Linked DNA regions of Mus musculus: region 2 is linked to region 1. The links are chromatin loops, found by intact Hi-C in ENCODE. Cell type or tissue: left cerebral cortex. All regions are shown on one strand. Links, peaks and the distances in the headings refer to the core of each region. The heading gives the core; the rest is flanking DNA.

Region 1 (2,918 bases), core at 321-2,820:
TTACATACAAGAGTTTCAAAAAATTCTAAAGTTTTGAAAATACAGTACTTTGTCATCTGCAAAAATTCCACTTATCCTGTGTGTGTGTGTGTGTGCGTGCGCGCACATGTGCATGTGTGTGTCCCTGTATGTGAGGATGCTTGTCCCCATGCACATGTTTATGAAGGCTAGAAGAGGTCTTGGGTATCATGGTCTCCTACTGAACCTGGAGCATGAGGTTAACGTGTGCTGGAGTCACAGGTGTGGTGTGCATGGGTCCATGGGCTGCTTTTCTACATGGCTGTTGTGAATCTAACTCAGGTCCTCATGTCTGTGCAGAAGGGCATGCCCACTAAGCCATCTCCCCAGCCCTTGACTTTAGTATTAACCATGTGTCTTGATTTTTCTGCATCTCAGTAAATTACGCTAGTTACCACGGGCACCTCCTTTGTGCTCATTTAGAGACACAGGGAGATCCTAGTCGGGTAGTGTGAGCGATTTATATTCCCATGTATGCCTAGGTGTGAATCACAGCCTTTATTCTTTCCTGCAGGCCCCAGGCCCATGACTTTACTTTGACAAGCCTCACTTTTCTCATCTCAGTAGTAGGTATATAAAAACACCGTAAAGTATATAGTACATGACAAGGTGCCCTACACAGCCAGTGGATGGATGGGAGCCATGTTTCCATTGGCTACTCTACCATTGTCAAAACTGCTCAGTCAAAGTATTATTCATCCCAAGTAGTTATGTAGAAGCACTCAGGAGAAGAACCTTTTTATGTCTGCCCCCTTTTTTCATAGTCTTCCTCCCAGTGGCAATTGAATAGAGCAAATCATGGATAGGGTTTACCAGATTAATTACAAATTTTCCAGCCAGTTTTAAAAAATATTAATTAGTATAAGAAAGGACCTACCACTTGGACTACTCCAACTCAGGGAAACCTTGAGAGTGACAGTGTTTTTTTTTTTTTTTCAGTGTCCCCACAGCTCCAGGGGCTGCCTCCTTAGCCGACTTTCTCTCCACTGGTTGTGGTAAATAGGAGGCCACCAGTGGCTTTTCTTCTCCCACAGAGCCCTTTTCTTCCACGTGTTTCCCTGCCCGTGTGCAGGTCCATCACCTTTCCCACCCCAGCGACCAGGACCTCAAATCTTCCTGGTCTTAGCTGAAGCAAGAGTCTGCATAAAAATTGCTTGCTCCCTTCCTGAAAAAGCCAGTGTGCTGTGCTCTCTCTCTCTCATTCCTCTCAAGTTTTCCAAGTGTCGACTTGTGTTTTAAGCTAAGCAGTTAACAAAAATTTACCTGTAGGCAAGCTTAATCAGATTTTACTCTAGTCGGAAGCCTAGCAAAAGAAATAAACTTCCTTCATGAACACAGCTTTCCAAATCCATCAAAAAATGTGCCCCAGAGCCAACATGAAGGGGGTGAAGGAAAGAATTGGCTAAATGATCATCCAGGAAATGTGTGTGCTCATGTGTAAGACGAGGCTAGGAGTTAGAAATGAAAGCACTTTTTTTGTGTGTGTTTCAGTGAATAATTTTCCTTGTTACAGTAAAAAATTGCATTGCTTGCTGGAAGTCTGGAGTGCGTTGGGTGCTCCAGGCAACTGTTTCTTCTCCTGATTATTTACTCCATGGATCTTTGGGGATGTGCTGCATATGACTCAGCCTAGCCTGCATTTAAGGCTTGAGAAATATTCTTTAGGGCTCCTGGGTAGCACAGCATCTATTAATTACTGAGAGGGTGAGGCCCAGGTTTCCTGGAAGTTGGAATCTACTTGTTCTTTGTATAAAAGAGTCCTCTGTAGAAAGAAAGACTGTTAGAAACAGTCCTTAAAAGGCAGATAGTTCCATTGCTAAAGGGTTTGCTGTGTAAACAGGAGGATCTGATTTTTGAGTTTGCCAGACCCAAGGCAATGCATACCTGTAATCTCTTTGGGAGATGCAGACAGAAGGACGCCTGGGCAGTGCTGGACAGTCACCCTAGCTGATGTAGTGAGTTCCAGCTACTGAAAGACCCCATCTCACAAGATAAGTCATAGATCAATGGGACAAAATACCTCATGTCAACCTCTGTCCTTCACCTGCATGTACATATATGTGTGCCCATGTACATGTACAGCCAAACATGCCCTTTTTAATATTGTATTGAAAGTCAGGCACTTTTTGCCCTGAAAAAGCCCTTTTAAATTGACCTTTTTGTTTGTTTGTTTGTTTGTTTTTGTTTTTGTTTTTCTTTTGAGACAGGGTTTCTCTGTATAGCTCTGGCTGTCCTGGAACTCACTTTGTAGACCAGGCTGGCCTCGAACTCAGAAATCCGCCTGCCTTTGCCTCCCAAATGCTGGGATTAAAGGCATGTGCCACCACGCCCAGCTTAAATTGATCTTTTTGAGGTGACATAGACATAACATGGGGAAATATTCTTGTGTTCCTGGCATCTGTACACTAATTACTACCTATACATTTTTAATAATTTAATCTGTCACATTTTAGAAGAGGAAGGATTTTGATTCCAAACAAAACTGAAATGCATGACCAAACACATTATGAAATGTGTGGTTTCATTAAATCCTGTTGTTAATTCAACCAGAAGGAAATCACTTCAATCAAACTGGGAGCAGGAGTTTGCCTTGGTATTTCATATCCCTACCTCATCAAGCCTCACCACACATTAGGCATGTTGTATGTACATCCAGAGAAATTTTAGGTCATGGTCAGAAGGCCAAATACTGCTGGCTTTGATGGTACTTCTACTCTGAAGACAAGGAAGAAAAGCTGGCTTAGATCAGCTTCGAAATTAACAGCTTGGTTACAAAGACATATTTTATGCAGCATGGATCCAAATGTGGAGAGAAGCAAGCTAGAGAGCAGCCTGGCTTAGTGGCATCAGTCTCCATCAGTGCCTTCACGGCCTCTTCCCCTGCTCTTAATAGGTCAGGT
Region 2 (2,918 bases), core at 276-2,775, 54 kb before region 1:
GGTAGTGGTGACTTTGGCAAGGGTGGCAGTAGGTCTGTGCACCACAGTGTGTTCTTGGAGCTGGAGAGATAGCTCAGTGGTTGCTCAGTACTGGTCTTTTTGCAGAGGACCCATGTTGGAGTCCCAGCACCCACGTTGTGACTTTAAGCACCTGTAACCCTAGTTCCAGAGCATCAGATGGCCTCTTCTCGTTTCTGTGCACACCAGGTGCACAGTGTCTTGACTCACATGTAGACCAAAATAATCAGCACATAAAATAAACAAATTTTCAAAAAAATGTTTTTTTAAAATGTGCAGAAAATGGGGCAGACTCCACTGTGTTTCTGGTGCAGATTCTATGTCTCTGGCATGCGACTTGGAGTCCGTTCCCACCTCTACTTTATTCAGCAAACAGGATGCCCAGGGAAGTTGGCAGAGAGGGAGTGAACACAGTGTCCCAGTTGAATTTTGTATAGTGGGCTCAAGAAAAGCCCAAGATACACCAGTGTGGGACTTCTAAATAACCTAAGGGGTCACAGACCTTGTGGCCCATGGCCGACTATCTCCTTCCCTTTCTCTTTCTTTCTTGATAAAATGTCTCTATTTCTAATTGTGTGTCTTCAGTTCTTTTCCGTCTGACATAAGAACCTAGGTACTTGGGCAAATTGGCTGGGACTCAGATCCACACTGATAATGAATACATGGAGCCTGGGGATGGGGAAAAACTGTGAATGGAACTTTGCATTCCAAATGTATAATAGAAGTAGGATTTCTTAGGAAAACAGAGATGCTACCCAGGGAGGCAGGAATAGGGTGCAGTGGGGAGTGGGGAAAGCCAGGGAATGAAAGGAATTATTGTTATCTGAAGTGGGGCCTGTTTTGTGAGGTTTTGCTCTTCTGGAATCCAAGGTGACTCCAGATTTAGGGCATGGCTATTGTGTTTTTAGTCTTAGGGGAGACAGGTTGGTTATGCACACAGCCACTCCTTAAGTGACTTACAAAGTCAAGCAGGTGTCTGACTAGATGAAGACCCAGATGCCAGGCCCATCTCCTCCTTTCATATGCCTAGTGAGCCCAAGTGAGTGTTCAGTGCTTTGTGACAAAGGTGGTTTCTAAGTGCCCGGTAGGCTATGTTCCTTTGACTTTGGTCATAAATAATCCGAGAACCAGGGAGGGAAAGCCACTCTCTGGAACCATGTGAGATAGCTTTTTTCCTATTTTCTGTGTTCTAGCATCAGCTTGTGGGATTCAGATCATGAGCATAGGATACCTACATGGCTTTGGGATGGTACTGAAAAAAATCTGTACCCAGCAAGAAAAGAAAAGAATATTCTTAACCCCTTCATCACTGACTGAATTCTGTCTGTCTTTACTGTCACACGGCAGACATTTCATCACTGACTGAATTCTGTCTGTCTTTACTGTCACACGGCAGACATTTCATCACTGACTGGATTCCGTCTGTGCTTTAGTGTTACATGGCAGACATTCTCAAGGAGTTTTGCTTTCTTCCTCTTTTTGCTCTGTTACCAGCAAAGAAATACAGAAAACCAAGGGAACCATTATGGAGACCTGAAGAAGCCCACTACCTTTTCAAATTAAGTAATGCTTTTTGTTTTAATTTTGGAAACTCTTTTAGTGTTGAAGACAATATTGCTCTTTGCTTTGAGCCTGAAGACACCACTTTTGTATTTATAAAAGATCCTGTAGCCAGTGCTCAGGAGTGCCACTCCTTAGACTAGTGGCAGATACAGGAACCACAGGTGCTTTCCTATGGATGCTGACAGCCCCTGGAATGCCCTGACTGTTTTTTCTTCCCATCATGCAATTTACTTCCCTTTGGGGTCTTATTCAAAGAGAGGAAAACGTTATCATTGGATTTATTCAAAAGAAAATACCAAACAGAATATAAGATATTAAGTGTTGTTCAGGCCCACAATGTTTGGATATCTGTTTACATGAACTCGCTCAGCAGGCATGCTCACGAGCCTCCAGCTTAAAGAAAGCCCTGCTCCTGATCAAAAGATCTTTTTTGTTTTTTGGAGCTGCATGTTTATGGAGGGATATGAGGAAGCAGCTTAGTGCTAATAAATAGAAACAGCATCTCTAAATTTCCATCCTCCGGCTCCCTGCTGCAGAGAGAATGGCAGCTGATTGCCTCTGCCTCTTCCTTTGTCCAGCTCTCCTGAATGTGCCTCTGTCACACTGTAGCGTTGTAACCATTAGCTCTTCTATCTGTAGGGAAAGGACTTCTCATTTCCTGATTAGACCACTTGTTTTTCAGAGCGAGGATCCAACTGTTTTGGAATCACTTAGCGTTTTCCTGGGGTGCGAGTACCCAGACTCAAGAATTCGGCAGTGTGGTGGACTCCCATTGTAGTATGCTTGCTGGCTTAATGCTGTCTTCTAGAATTGGGAGGGCAACATGACTGTGCTGTCCTCTACTTAATCACAGTCCCTAGACATGGACTCTCCTATGAATGCTCTGATTTTAATTAACATTTCCTCCCGTTTTTCTGTCCATCCTAATCTCATTCTGTAGATGGCATTAGTGTTTTGAAATGTAGAATAGTACCAAATTAGATATTTTTCTACTAATAAAATGTCATGGACAGAAGAACTTTAAGGAAAAAAGTTTCTTTGGGACAGCATCTACAATGGCAGGGCTGACTTGGCAGCCGGGGTCAGGAGTGGGAAGCTGGGTGGTCATACTGTATCTGCACACAGGAAGCAGAGAGCAAACTGGAACTGGGATGAGGCTATGAACTCCTGAGGCCTGGCGAGGCCTGGCCCTGTGACACGCTTGCCTCTAGCAAGGTTCCACAGTTTTCAAAGTCCTATAACCTTGAGCAGGCGTTCTAACCCAGAGCCTGCGGGGGACTTCTCACTGAGAGCACAACAGGCTCTTAGGGCCTGATTCCTTTTGACTAGCTGTCTTC

Evidence for each region. Peaks named below come from ENCODE experiments on the same cell type or tissue, not always from the same donor. Only the 100,000 strongest peaks of a DNase experiment are listed, where the experiment ranks them.
Region 2: a loop joins it to region 1, with 4 times the contacts of the local background. A loop is called at or near these places in 1 of 42 quality-filtered maps.

Annotation. Positions count from the first base shown.
Region 1 is chr14:11,987,591-11,990,508 of GRCm38, forward strand. All of the region lies in intron 4 of Ptprg (protein tyrosine phosphatase, receptor type, G), which reads left to right. Among named protein-coding and RNA genes, the nearest start is that of 3830406C13Rik, 300 kb to the right of the region's middle. In left cerebral cortex, for the core only: no CTCF peak of the experiment used is centred there; a DNase peak (open chromatin) is centred at 1,643; H3K27ac peaks cover 264 bases.
Region 2 is chr14:11,933,765-11,936,682 of GRCm38, forward strand. The region is part of intron 2 of Ptprg (protein tyrosine phosphatase, receptor type, G); the gene reads left to right. Among named protein-coding and RNA genes, the nearest start is that of 3830406C13Rik, 350 kb to the right of the region's middle. In left cerebral cortex, for the core only: a CTCF peak has its summit at 1,737; a DNase peak (open chromatin) is centred at 2,134.